Regions from separate parts of the Homo sapiens genome. Here regions 1 and 2 are each linked to region 3. Evidence: chromatin contacts called from ENCODE Hi-C or POLR2A ChIA-PET data. All regions are on one chromosome and are shown on one strand. Each heading gives the region's core, a stretch centred on a gene start or an enhancer-like site at or near the end of the contact. The rest is flanking DNA. Distances are from core to core; before and after follow the strand shown. Region 1 holds the start of BIRC5 (baculoviral IAP repeat containing 5). Region 2 holds the start of AFMID (arylformamidase). Region 3 holds the start of SOCS3-DT (SOCS3 divergent transcript).

What was found. Hi-C counts contacts between places; a loop is a spot of excess contacts on that map. ChIA-PET counts read pairs that join two places held with the same protein, here RNA polymerase II (POLR2A). Pooled maps may share reads with other maps.
Region 1: a pooled map shows a loop between it and region 3 (5-fold over the local background). The contact joins the promoter of BIRC5 here to the promoter of SOCS3-DT in region 3. A Hi-C loop is called at or near these places in 1 of 168 maps with a recorded cell type or tissue (naive thymus-derived CD4-positive, alpha-beta T cell), 2 of 37 single-sample maps with no recorded cell type and 7 of 50 pooled maps. POLR2A ChIA-PET finds 5 or more read pairs at or near these places in 6 of 52 experiments (CD4-positive, alpha-beta T cell, H1, HEK293 and 3 more).
Region 2: a map of ascending aorta shows a loop between it and region 3 (2.3-fold over the local background). The contact joins the promoter of AFMID here to the promoter of SOCS3-DT in region 3. A Hi-C loop is called at or near these places in 3 of 168 maps with a recorded cell type or tissue (ascending aorta, esophagus muscularis mucosa and gastrocnemius medialis), 1 of 37 single-sample maps with no recorded cell type and 13 of 50 pooled maps. POLR2A ChIA-PET finds 5 or more read pairs at or near these places in 10 of 52 experiments (B cell, BJ, H1 and 5 more).

Annotation. Positions count from the first base shown.
Region 1 is chr17:78,211,455-78,216,011 of GRCh38, reverse strand. It overlaps BIRC5 (baculoviral IAP repeat containing 5), which reads right to left and starts at 1,759. Exons shown (of 4, transcript NM_001168.3): 1 at 1,585-1,759; 2 at 1,223-1,332. The coding sequence starts at 1,695. RefSeq lists an enhancer at 1,113-2,014 and a silencer at 3,911-4,114.
Region 2 is chr17:78,185,939-78,189,937 of GRCh38, reverse strand. It overlaps AFMID (arylformamidase), which reads right to left and starts at 2,576. Exons shown (of 11, transcript NM_001010982.5): 1 at 2,505-2,576. The coding sequence starts at 2,567. It overlaps TK1 (thymidine kinase 1), which reads left to right and starts at 2,886. Exons shown (of 7, transcript NM_003258.5): 1 at 2,886-3,009; 2 at 3,120-3,151. The coding sequence starts at 2,944. RefSeq lists a silencer at 2,594-2,733.
Region 3 is chr17:78,357,651-78,361,697 of GRCh38, reverse strand. SOCS3-DT (SOCS3 divergent transcript) reads right to left here and starts at 1,250. Exons shown (of 5, transcript NR_110847.1): 1 at 925-1,250. It overlaps SOCS3 (suppressor of cytokine signaling 3), which reads left to right and starts at 1,621. Exons shown (of 2, transcript NM_003955.5): 1 at 1,621-1,948; 2 at 2,515-4,047. The coding sequence starts at 2,603. The coding sequence ends at 3,280. RefSeq lists silencers at 720-769, 1,000-1,199, 1,260-1,569, 1,580-1,859, 2,270-2,509 and an enhancer at 1,617-2,265.

The DNA.
Region 1 (4,557 bases), core at 510-3,009, 150 kb after region 3:
TCCCAAAGTGCTGGTATTACAGGCGTAAGCCACCGTGCCCGGCCCACTGTAAGGATTAAGGGCAGAGAAGGGCATTATTGCCCCGGGTTCCCCAAGGGACCCCCTAGCTCACACTCTCATTTTCTGCTAGGGGAGTCTCCCTGTATAACTGACTATCACCGTTACCAGAACTGCATTACAATGAAAACATGGCCACACAAAGTCCAAAAAGACAGCCAGTTGTAACTCTAATCTGAAAATATCATAACACTTATTCATTTTCAAGAAGAATACCACTGATCTTTTCCCAGTGATTACGGGGATGCAGTATAACCACCATAGCAAACATACTAAGAAAAAAAACAGCTACTCTCTTCTGGCCAAAAAGAAAAACAACTGGGGTGATTCTCCAGGGGAAAAAAATTAAAGCTGTGGAAGCAACTGAATCCGACAGAAAAAAAGGTGAGAAAAGAATATGGCATTACAGTGTGGAAAGACAGATACCATCCGAGTACAGAATTTCATTGTCATTAACTAGGCATCTTGAAGAAAAAAATCCAGAACAACACTGAAGTATATGCTTTCTTTCTTTTTTTTTTTTCAATTTTTTATTTTTATGACGGAGTCTCGCTCTGTCGCCGAGGCTGGAGTGCATTGGCACAATCTCGGCTCACTGCAACCTCCGCCTCCCAGGTTCAAGCGATTCTCCTGCCTTAGCCTCCCGAGTAGCTGGGATTACGGGCGTGCGCTACCATGCCCGGCTAATTTTTGTATTTTTAGTAGAGACGGGGTTTCGCCAAGTTGGCCAGGCAGGTCTTGAACTCCTGACCTCAGGTGATCCGCCCGCCTCAGCCTCCGAAAGTGTGAAGTGCACACTTTCAAAGGGTAATTTTTGTGCTGTGTAGGTTATATTTCAATTAAACTGTTTTTTAAAAAATCTCAAAAAAAGCACTTGGACGTTCCTGGGAGTTCACAACAACAGGGTCTGCTGATGTATTCTGTTGAACATGAAAGGCATCAGGCATCTTACGTCCACCCCAAGGCATTTTGGTCAAATGAGATTTAATTAGGTTGTAAGCATCACCAAGGCACCAGCATATAGAGAGGTATCCGTTCACAACAGCTGTTTAAGAAGCAATGAGGGTGGAAAGCAACCCTCCCATACTAAGTGTCTTTGCAACTCAAATCTTTTGACAACTCAGTTCAAAACAAAGCCCATCGAGGCTGGCCAGAGAAGACTTACATGGGGTCGTCATCTGGCTCCCAGCCTTCCAGCTCCTTGAAGCAGAAGAAACACTGGGCCAAGTCTGGCTCGTTCTCAGTGGGGCAGTGGATGAAGCCAGCCTCGGCCATCTGCAAGGGACAGCACAGCTCGTGAGTGGACGTGGCAGCCCGGAACCCCGAGGCCCAGCCACAAAGGCCTCGATGGGGACAAAGCAGGGAGGGGAGGCCGGCCTGGACCCAAGGGGCCCAGCCACAGTGGCCTCGCTGGGGACAGGACGGGGAGGGGAGGGCGGCTTGTACCCCCGAGGCCCAGTCACAGTGGCCTCGCTAGGGACAGGGCAAGGCGGGCGTGGGGGACCCCAGGAGGCCGGGCAGTCTCACCCGCTCCGGGGTGCAGGCGCAGCCCTCCAAGAAGGGCCAGTTCTTGAATGTAGAGATGCGGTGGTCCTTGAGAAAGGGCTGCCAGGCAGGGGGCAACGTCGGGGCACCCATGCCGCCGCCGCCACCTCTGCCAACGGGTCCCGCGATTCAAATCTGGCGGTTAATGGCGCGCCGCGGGGCATGTCGGGAGCGCACGCCCTCTTAGGCGGTCCACCCCCCGCGGCCTTCTGGGAGTAGAGGCGGGGCGGCGCGGGGTGTGCCGGGAGTTGTAGTCCTCCCGCCGCGTGGCTCTGCCCGTGGTCGCGGTGCACCCAGCGACGCCGCGCCAGCTCGTCCCTGCCCACACCTAGCGCCCCCTCGACTGCTTTCAAAGAACGCGTGCAGGCCGGGTGCAGTGGCTCACGCCTGTAATCCCAACACTTTGAGAGGCCTAGGCAGGAGCATCACTTGAGTCCTGGAGTTCAAGACCAGCCTGGCCATCACGGTGAAACCTTGTCTCTACTAAAAATACAAAAATTAGCTGGGCGTGGTGGTGCATGCCTGTAATCCCAACTACTCGGGAGGCTGAGGCAGGAGAATCGCTTGAACCCGGGAGGCAGAGGGTGCAGTGAGCTGAGATTGTGCCATTGCACTCCAGCCTAGGCAACAAGAGCAAAACTCAGTCTAAAAAAAAAAAAAAAGTCAGACAGGAGAGCTTTACAGGGTGCCACCTCTGCAAAAAGCATCTACTCCAGACGGGCATGAAGGACAAATGAACAGGGGAGGGATGGAGTGCAGCAGACATCGCTGTCCCGGCGAGTACATCGTTGACTGCACGACCTGGGTTTCCAGGAGGGCCACCTTCTGGAGTCAGGGGCCAGGGACTGGGCCACTACCGTGATAAGAAGACAAGGGAGCTGGGGAAAGCCCAGTGGAGGGTGGGGGCCTGTGCTCAGGGCAAACTCCTCCTTTCCCTTCGCAAAGCAGGGCGTCCCACCAACAGTAAGTCCTGCAGCCTATTAAAAAAAAAATCAGTGTGTCCTCTGCTTTGGAACAGGGTGTTCTGGAGTCACTTCTGGAGCTGGGCATCACATCCACTCACTTCTCTGGTTCTATGGCCAGAGATAAGAGGCCTGGCCTTATTAGCCCTCCAGCCCCACGCAGGCCTGGTGCCTCCACTGTCTTTTTCATTTTGGGGTTTATTTATTTATTTATTTATTTTTGCAACCTCTCCCCACCCCTCCCACCCCGCCCCCATTCTTTAATACAGTAACTTTTTATTTTGATGTTTATTTATTTATTTGAAACTGAGTCTCGCTCTATCGCCCAGGCTGGAGTGCAGTGGCATGATCTCAGCTCACTGCAACCTCCTCCCCGCCACGGGTTCAAGCGATTCTCCTGCCTCAGCCTCCCGAGTAGCTGAGATTAAAGGCATGCACCACCACACCAGGCTAATTTTTGTATTTTTAGTAGAGATGGGGTTTCACCATGTTTGCCAGGCTGGTCTCAAACTCCTGACCTCAAGTGATCTGCCTGCCTCGGCCTCCCAAAGTGCTGGGATTACAGATGTGAGCCACTGCGCCCGGCCCGATGTCAATTTAAATAAAAGATAATTGCAAGAATAGTACAAAGAATACTCATATACCCTTCACCCAGATTTTCTGTTTATGTTTTGCCTGTTTCCTTTAACATTCACTCTCTGCTTCTTCCTCCCTTTCTCTCCTCCTCTCCCTCTCTTACCCCTTCCCTCTCTCTACTCCCCGCTCTCTCTCTGTCTCCTGTTTTCCTTTCTCTCTCCCTCTCCCCAACCTACTTTCTCTCCCCTAGTCTCTCTCCCCTCATATATGTGAACACACACACATCCCTGTATGTGTATATATCACATGCATGTATATGTATGTATATGGGTGGTTTACCTGAACCGTTTGTAAGTTGAAGGCATTACCATACTACCCCGAAATACTTCATTCTCTTACACAACCACAACACAATCATCAAAATCAGGAAACTTAACTTCGCTGCAGTTATCAAATCCAGTTGACTTTGGCAGGTCGCCCCTGGGTCCTGCTGATTGGCTCGCTAACCGGGCCCTGGCACCACCATGGCCTCTGCTGGGGTGGCCCCCAGGCACAGACCAAGGACGCACCACCTCCACTGGCAACCGCAGCAGTTGCCTGCCCTCAGGAGGGAGGAAAGGAACAACTCCTTTTCACTTTTTTTTTTTTTTTTTGAGACAGAGTCTTGCTCTGTCGCCAGGCTGGAGTGCAGTGCAGTGGCACAATCTTGGCTCACTGCAACCTCCATCTCCTGGGTTCCAGCAATTCTCTGCCTCAGCCCCCCCAGTAGCTGGGATTACATGCGCCCGCCACCATGCCCGGCTAATTTTTTTGTATTTTTAGTAGAGACGGGGTTTCACCATCTTGGCCAGGCTGGTATTGAACTCCTGACCTCGTGATCCACCCGCCTCAGCCTCCCAAAGTGCTGGGATTACAGGCATAAGCCAGCATGCCCGGCCTAACTCCTTTTCACTTCTGCACACAATGTCATCAAATGCATGGACAAGGACAGCCCAGGTGTCCACCTGGACCTGAACACCCTCAAAACCGAGTTCCAGGAGCTTCAAAAGCTCATGGGCACCGGGCCCCCAGCATCCTCCCGAGCCCGAGCAGCAGCTGCAGCCCCACAGCATCCAGGTGTAAGTTAGGACCAGAAGGGGCTTCTACAAAAGTGCCAGAGTCTCTGCACATTTGAAATCCCTGAGAAGCAGAGTGAGGCTGACTTCAGGAATGGCTGAGAAAGACGGGGGGAAGCAGTGGCCTGTGTGCCCCGACCCCCACACAGTCCCTCGGGGTGTGGTCCCTTTGGACCCCAGCTCTGATTTCAAGCTGCCTGGGGTGGGGCTGCTGTGCTGTGCCCAGCTTGAATATATCCGCATGTCTAGACGCATAACTTGAGTGCCTGAAGGCAGGAGTCAGGATGGTCCTGGAGGCTGGG
Region 2 (3,999 bases), core at 1,327-3,826, 170 kb after region 3:
ATAGCTTGAACCAGGGAGGCAGAGGTTGCAGTGAGCCGGGATCATGCTACTGCACTCCAGCCTGGGCGACAGAGTGAGACCCCATCTCAAAAAAAAAAAAAAAAAAACCAACAGAAAATGCTGGACACGGTGGCTCTCGCCTGTAATCCCAGCACTTTGGGAGGCCAAGATAGGCAGATCACTTGAGTCCAGGAGTTCCAGACCAGTCTGGGCAATATGGCGAAACACTATCTCTACGAAAAATATGAAAAATCAACCGGGCATGGTGGTGGACACCTGTAGTCCTAGCTATTCGGGAGGCTAAGGCAGGAGAATCGCTTGAGCCCAGGAAGCAGAGATTGTAGTGAGCCAAGATTGCGCCATTGCACTCCAGCCTGAGAGAGCAAAACCCTGTTTCAAAAAAAAAAAAACAAAACACTGGGCGTGGTGGCTCACACCTGTAATCCCAGCACTTTGGGAGGCTGAGGCGGGTGAATCACCTGAGGTCAGGAGTTCGAGACCATCCTGGCCAACATGGTGAAACTCCGTCTCTACTAAAAATACAAAAATTAGCTGGGCATGGTGGCGGGCGCCCGTAATCTCAGCTACTCGGGAGGCTGAGGCAGGAGAATCGCTGGAACTCGGGAGGTGGAGGTTGCAGCGAGCTGAGATCCCACCATTGCACTCTAGCCTGGGTGACAACAGCGAGACTCCATCTCAAAAAAAAAAAAAAAAAAAAGTAACAAGGAACCAGATTTTGAAGAAAGGGCTCAAAACCATCATGAGAAATGGGAAGTCAGGGCAGCCTCATGGCAAGGCCTGAGGTCAAATGCCATCTGACCTCCCTCACTTACTTACTGTTTTATCCTCAACAAGTTACTTAGTCTCTGAGATTCAGTTTCCTGACTGGTAGAAGGTATCTATCCAGGCCCGGCACAGTGGCTCACACCTGTAATCTCAGCACTTTGGGAGGCCGAGGCGGGTGGATCACTTGAGGCCAGGAGTTCAAGACCAGTCTGTCCAACATGGCGAAACCCCATCTCTATTAAAAATACAAAAATTGGCCAGGCGCAGTGGCTCATGCCTGTAAACCCAGCACTTTGGGAGGCCAAGGGGGGCGGATCATGAGGTCAGGAGTTGGAGACCATCCTGGCTAACACAGTGAAACCCCATCTCTACTAAAAATACAAAAAAATTAGCCGGGCATGGTTGCGGGCGCATGTAGTCCCAGCTACTCAGGAGGCTGAGGCCGGAGAATGGCGTGAACCCTGGAAGAAGAGGTTGCAGTGAGCCCAGATCGCGCCACTGCACTCCAGCCTGGGCGATAGAGCGAGACTCTGTCTCAAAAGAAAAAAAAAAAAAATTAGCCAGGCATGTAGTACCAGCTACAGTGTGCCTGTAATCCCAGCCACTCGGGAGGCTGAGGCAGGAGAATCACTTGAACCCGGGAGGTAGAGGTTGCAGTGAGCCGAGATCATGCCACTGCACTCCAGCCTGGGTGACTGAGCGAGACTGTGTCTCAAAAAAAGAAGGCATGTATCCAAATCACAAGGTTAAAAGAGATAAAGCATGCGAGTAAAATAAAGCAAGCCAGTCAGTGTGGGTTGCTTCTTCCTCCCAGTGAAGGAGCTCTTTGTCAGAGGTCCTTGGATCTGTCCAATCTGTACCTGGAAAGGTTATTACCTGTAGGATCCTTACAGCCACACCTGGCACACTCTGTGATCACTACCACCATCTTTGTTGCTATTATTTATGATCATGATTATACAATGGGTTTCTTTTCTTTCTTTCTTTTTTTTTTTGAGCCACCGCACCCGGCCTGTATGTTTCTAACCTTCACAACCCCAATGTAAATACCAGCTGTTCTGAATCCTTCAGCCTGTGCCACATAAGCACAGACCCAAAAACATTGTGTAACCTCAGATCAAGGTCCAGAACTTTGTCCCCTAACCTCCTGCGGGTCTATGGATTTTTTTTTTTTTTTTTTTTTTTTTTTTTGAGACTAAGTCTTGGTCTATCGCCCAGCCTTCCAGGCTGGAGTACAAATGGCATGATCTCGGCTCACTGCAACCTCCACCTCCTGGGTTCAAGCGATTCTCCTGTCTCAGCCTCCCCAGTAGCTGGGATTACAGAGGTACATCACCACGCCCGGCTAATTTTTGTATTTTTAGTAGAAACGGGGTTTCACCATGTTGGCCAGGCTGGTCTCGAACTCCTGACCTCGTGATCCGCCAAAAGTGCTAGGATTACAGGTGTGAGCCGCCACGCCTGGCAGGGTCTACGGATATTATTAGCATAGTCAGGACTTCAATTTTCTTTATCCTGAAAACCAGGTTAACAAAAATCCTTAGGAGAAGGTAAAATACACCATGGTGCTCAAGCACTGGGGACCTGGCACGCACTAGGCGCTCTGCATGCCCACAGGAGTGCTCTAGACGGCTTCTAAGCTTCCTTCTTGGAATTCCAATCTAATAAATGAGCTAACTCCGCCCCAGCCCCTTAGTCCCTCCCTGCAATCCACCTACCTCTGCAGACATCTTCTTCCAAGGAACCTTGCTTGGGAAACCCACACCAGACACATCCATCATGGCGTCTACAGCCGCATGGGCGTGCGTCCCTCTGTTTATATGGCCAGAGCCCCGCCTCGCTCCGCCCCTTTAAACTTGGTGGGCGGACCGAGGCGGGGCTCAGACCAGGCCCCACCCCGATCAGCCACGTCCATCGCCCTGATTTCCAGGCCCTCCCAGTCCCTGGGCGCACGTCCCGGATTCCTCCCACGAGGGGGCGGGCTGCGGCCAAATCTCCCGCCAGGTCAGCGGCCGGGCGCTGATTGGCCCCATGGCGGCGGGGCCGGCTCGTGATTGGCCAGCACGCCGTGGTTTAAAGCGGTCGGCGCGGGAACCAGGGGCTTACTGCGGGACGGCCTTGGAGAGTACTCGGGTTCGTGAACTTCCCGGAGGCGCAATGAGCTGCATTAACCTGCCCACTGTGCTGCCTGGCTCCCCCAGCAAGACCCGGGGGCAGATCCAGGTGCGGGGGCCAGCCCTGCGCGTGGCTGGGGATGAGGTGGTCGTGGTGATAGCCTGTGTCCAGGCATCCGCGCAGGGCGGGCCCTCAAATGACCTCACCTTCTCTCCTAGGTGATTCTCGGGCCGATGTTCTCAGGAAAAAGGTAATGGCTTCGCGGGGCTGGGGTGGAGCTCCTTCCTCTTCTCCGGGGACCCCTTGTCCCGTCCCTCCCCTCCCCTTCCCTCCCCTCCCCTCCCCTCCCCTTCCCTTCCCTCCCCTTCCCTTCCCCTAGAAGGACCAGCACAGCCTCCTACAGCTCCCGCCTGGGGTGCTCCTCCCTTGAATTCAGTCCAGGAGGAAGTCTCTGCCCTCTTCTGCCCAGGCCAAGCCCCTCGTCCTGTGTGGACGCCACTCCCTCCTGGAGCTGGTGACAGCTGCTTACAGCTTAGCTGTCTTCCCCACCAAGTCCTCTGAGAAGGTGGCAACCAGTTGTGTCCCCTGTAGGCCAGGCCTTTTTGTACACCCCTATTCAATGTGGCTGTTTCCTTCTAAGGCCAAGGAAACGTAGTCGCTTTCTAAACCAAGGAGTCTGAAGCCGTGGAGCCTCTGCTCTCCTGAGGTGATAGAACCATTCCCTGACCCGGGTGGGGCTAGTGAGTTTCTTGAGTAAACTACCCACGCACCATTCTTTTTGTTTTGTTTTTGTTCTTCTAGAGGTAGGATCTTGCTATGTTGCCCAGGCTGGTCTCAAACTCCTGGGCTCAAGCAATTCTCTCACCTCAGCCTCCCAAGTAGCTGGGACTACAGGCGTGCACCCCCCCGCCTCCACCCAGCTAATTTTATTTTATTTTTATAGAGCTGGGGTCTTGCTATGTTGCCCAAGCTGGTCTTGAACTCCTGGTCTCAAGCAATCCTCCTACTTCAGCATCCCAAAGTGCTGGGATTACAGATGTTAGCCACCATGCCCTGCCCCAACATTCTTTTATGGCCCTGGGGATCACTTCAGCTCAA
Region 3 (4,047 bases), core at 1-2,500:
GTGTGTCTTGTCCAAATCTCACTGAGTCCCCAGCACATGCTGGGGAGAGGTGATGGCACGGACTGAGGATACAGTGGCAAAGGCAGTGCGCACCTATCAATTCCAGGGCCGGCAAAAGGGCCAGTTCTGGGTTCTGGCATCCCAAGCTCCCTGTCCCTGGCGGCAGTCTCTTCCTTCCCTTTCAGCACCTCATTATCCTGGTATCTAGGAAGAGCGCAGGGCCCCAGGCCCACAGCGTCTGCATCCCGAGAGGTGAAAATCTAAATGCCACTGAGGCAGCTCTCGGGTGTCCCCAGCACCACACAGCCCATTTGGGGACAAGATGACAAAACTTGCCATCCTTCATAAGGCTGGCCCCGGGTCTCCAAGCCCAAACTATCTACGTCAGTGCCAACGTGACCAGCAGCAAACCAATCTTTCACCTCAATCACTTCCTCTCCTCCCCTCTACCCCCTCCCCGCCAGTGATCAAGTCCTCCCCCACCCCAAGAGAGGCAGGGGGTCACATTCCAGGGGGTGTGGGCCATCTGGCAGTAGCCTGAACCCCGGAAAACTGCTTTCCGGAAATTCTCTCCTGCTAGAATTTTATTCCCAGGTCTGACCCCAGCCTGGGGTGTGAATGCCCCCTTCTCGGCCACCTTTCCAGCTCCGGAGACAGCCATTCCCGCAGATCCCTGGCGTGCCTATTCCAAGGCCTGGGCCGCGCAGCACCAAACTGCCCTCCCCTAGGAGACCCCAGGGCGCCCTCTGGCGGACGCGGGCCGTAGGTTGGGGCCATCGTTCCACCTCGAGCTCTCCAGCCCGGCCGAGAGCACCTGGCCCAACCCACACCGGACCAACCAGGTTTGCAGACCCCAGTGCATGAAAGCGTTTTCATAGGGGAGGGGAGGGGGGCTCCACACTCGCGTCAGGGTTGGCAAAGAACCTGGCAGTGGGCCGAGGCTGGGTAGCTGCCACGAAGGGGCGTCCCCTGCAGCCCTGGGTCTCCCCTCTGGAATCTGCCCGCAGGTGACTGTCGCACGTCTCCAACCTCCGGCTCCCGGGTCTGACCCCAGCCCCGCTGCCTGGCTGTGGGGTAGCCCCACTTCCCTTTCGGCTGGCCCGGGCCGCCTGACCCGCAGTTGGGCCCTCGGGGAGGCCCGGGTGGCGGCGAGGGGGTGTCCCCGCGGGGTCCGGGAAAAGGGGAAGGGGAACCGGGAGGCTCTCCAGGTCGGCCTCCTAGAACTGCCCGCTCTCCCGAAGCGGCGCCCCCGCCTCTGCCAGAAATCAGCCTTCTTAGAAGGGAGGGGGGTGGGGGGAAAGTGTGAATGAGAAGTTGGGGGCGGAGCGCGCGGCGGGGAGGGGCCGCTGCCAGGAACGCGCCGCCGGGGCTGGCGCCGCGCCCACCGGCCGCCTCGGCCGCCTCTCGTCGCGCTTTGTCTCCGCGCGCGTCCCTCCCGGTCCCTGCCCCTGCTCGCGGCCCGCCCTCGGCGCCCGCGGCCCCTCCCTCACCCTCCGCGCTCAGCCTTTCTCTGCTGCGAGTAGTGACTAAACATTACAAGAAGGCCGGCCGCGCAGTTCCAGGAATCGGGGGGCGGGGCGCGGCGGCCGCCTATATACCCGCGAGCGCGGCCTCCGCGGCGGCTCCGACTTGGACTCCCTGCTCCGCTGCTGCCGCTTCGGCCCCGCACGCAGCCAGCCGCCAGCCGCCCGCCCGGCCCAGCTCCCGCCGCGGCCCCTTGCCGCGGTCCCTCTCCTGGTCCCCTCCCGGTTGGTCCGGGGGTGCGCAGGGGGCAGGGCGGGCGCCCAGGGGAAGCTCGAGGGACGCGCGCGCGAAGGCTCCTTTGTGGACTTCACGGCCGCCAACATCTGGGCGCAGCGCGGGCCACCGCTGGCCGTCTCGCCGCCGCGTCGCCTTGGGGACCCGAGGGGGCTCAGCCCCAAGGACGGAGACTTCGATTCGGGACCAGGTAGGAAGGAGGAGCGCGGCGTGGGGAGGGGTCTCGCTCAGTCCCGGGAGCTTTTCCCGGTTTCCCCTCCCCTTCCCGGGTCATTCCCGGCAGGGAGGTGACGAGGTAGGGGCAGAGCGGATGGAAGCCGGAGATCCCAGGTTCCCGGAATACTCCGGCTGGGGCCTTCGGGCTTCTCCTGTCCCCTCCCTACCCCCGTGCCTCGGGTTTCTCCCTCCGTCCACACCGCCCGGGGCTACTGGACTGAGCGGCGCCCAGGCAGTCCCGGGGGCCCTTCTCCTGCTCCCCACCCGGCCACACTCCTGGAGACCTAACTTCCGCGCGCGAGTTTCCCACGCTGCGCCCTTGCAGTGCGCGCCTGGGAAGGGGCTGCCCGGGGCCACCCTGCCGGCAGGGGCGGGAGCCGTGCGGGCTCCGTGAGGCGCCTGGATCGGAGCGCGGGCCCAGGAGAGGGCCCCCGGGGCAGTGGGTGCCCCAGTCGCTCGGCGAAGGCAGGGGAGCCGGGGCGGGCCGGGCGCGCTGGAGGGTTCCGGGCACTCAACGCGCTCGCGCCTTCCTCTCCGCAGCCCCCCGGGATGCGGTAGCGGCCGCTGTGCGGAGGCCGCGAAGCAGCTGCAGCCGCCGCCGCGCAGATCCACGCTGGCTCCGTGCGCCATGGTCACCCACAGCAAGTTTCCCGCCGCCGGGATGAGCCGCCCCCTGGACACCAGCCTGCGCCTCAAGACCTTCAGCTCCAAGAGCGAGTACCAGCTGGTGGTGAACGCAGTGCGCAAGCTGCAGGAGAGCGGCTTCTACTGGAGCGCAGTGACCGGCGGCGAGGCGAACCTGCTGCTCAGTGCCGAGCCCGCCGGCACCTTTCTGATCCGCGACAGCTCGGACCAGCGCCACTTCTTCACGCTCAGCGTCAAGACCCAGTCTGGGACCAAGAACCTGCGCATCCAGTGTGAGGGGGGCAGCTTCTCTCTGCAGAGCGATCCCCGGAGCACGCAGCCCGTGCCCCGCTTCGACTGCGTGCTCAAGCTGGTGCACCACTACATGCCGCCCCCTGGAGCCCCCTCCTTCCCCTCGCCACCTACTGAACCCTCCTCCGAGGTGCCCGAGCAGCCGTCTGCCCAGCCACTCCCTGGGAGTCCCCCCAGAAGAGCCTATTACATCTACTCCGGGGGCGAGAAGATCCCCCTGGTGTTGAGCCGGCCCCTCTCCTCCAACGTGGCCACTCTTCAGCATCTCTGTCGGAAGACCGTCAACGGCCACCTGGACTCCTATGAGAAAGTCACCCAGCTGCCGGGGCCCATTCGGGAGTTCCTGGACCAGTACGATGCCCCGCTTTAAGGGGTAAAGGGCGCAAAGGGCATGGGTCGGGAGAGGGGACGCAGGCCCCTCTCCTCCGTGGCACATGGCACAAGCACAAGAAGCCAACCAGGAGAGAGTCCTGTAGCTCTGGGGGGAAAGAGGGCGGACAGGCCCCTCCCTCTGCCCTCTCCCTGCAGAATGTGGCAGGCGGACCTGGAATGTGTTGGAGGGAAGGGGGAGTACCACCTGAGTCTCCAGCTTCTCCGGAGGAGCCAGCTGTCCTGGTGGGACGATAGCAACCACAAGTGGATTCTCCTTCAATTCCTCAGCTTCCCCTCTGCCTCCAAACAGGGGACACTTCGGGAATGCTGAACTAATGAGAACTGCCAGGGAATCTTCAAACTTTCCAACGGAACTTGTTTGCTCTTTGATTTGGTTTAAACCTGAGCTGGTTGTGGAGCCTGGGAAAGGTGGAAGAGAGAGAGGTCCTGAGGGCCCCAGGGCTGCGGGCTGGCGAAGGAAATGGTCACACCCCCCGCCCACCCCAGGCGAGGATCCTGGTGACATGCTCCTCTCCCTGGCTCCGGGGAGAAGGGCTTGGGGTGACCTGAAGGGAACCATCCTGGTACCCCACATCCTCTCCTCCGGGACAGTCACCGAAAACACAGGTTCCAAAGTCTACCTGGTGCCTGAGAGCCCAGGGCCCTTCCTCCGTTTTAAGGGGGAAGCAACATTTGGAGGGGATGGATGGGCTGGTCAGCTGGTCTCCTTTTCCTACTCATACTATACCTTCCTGTACCTGGGTG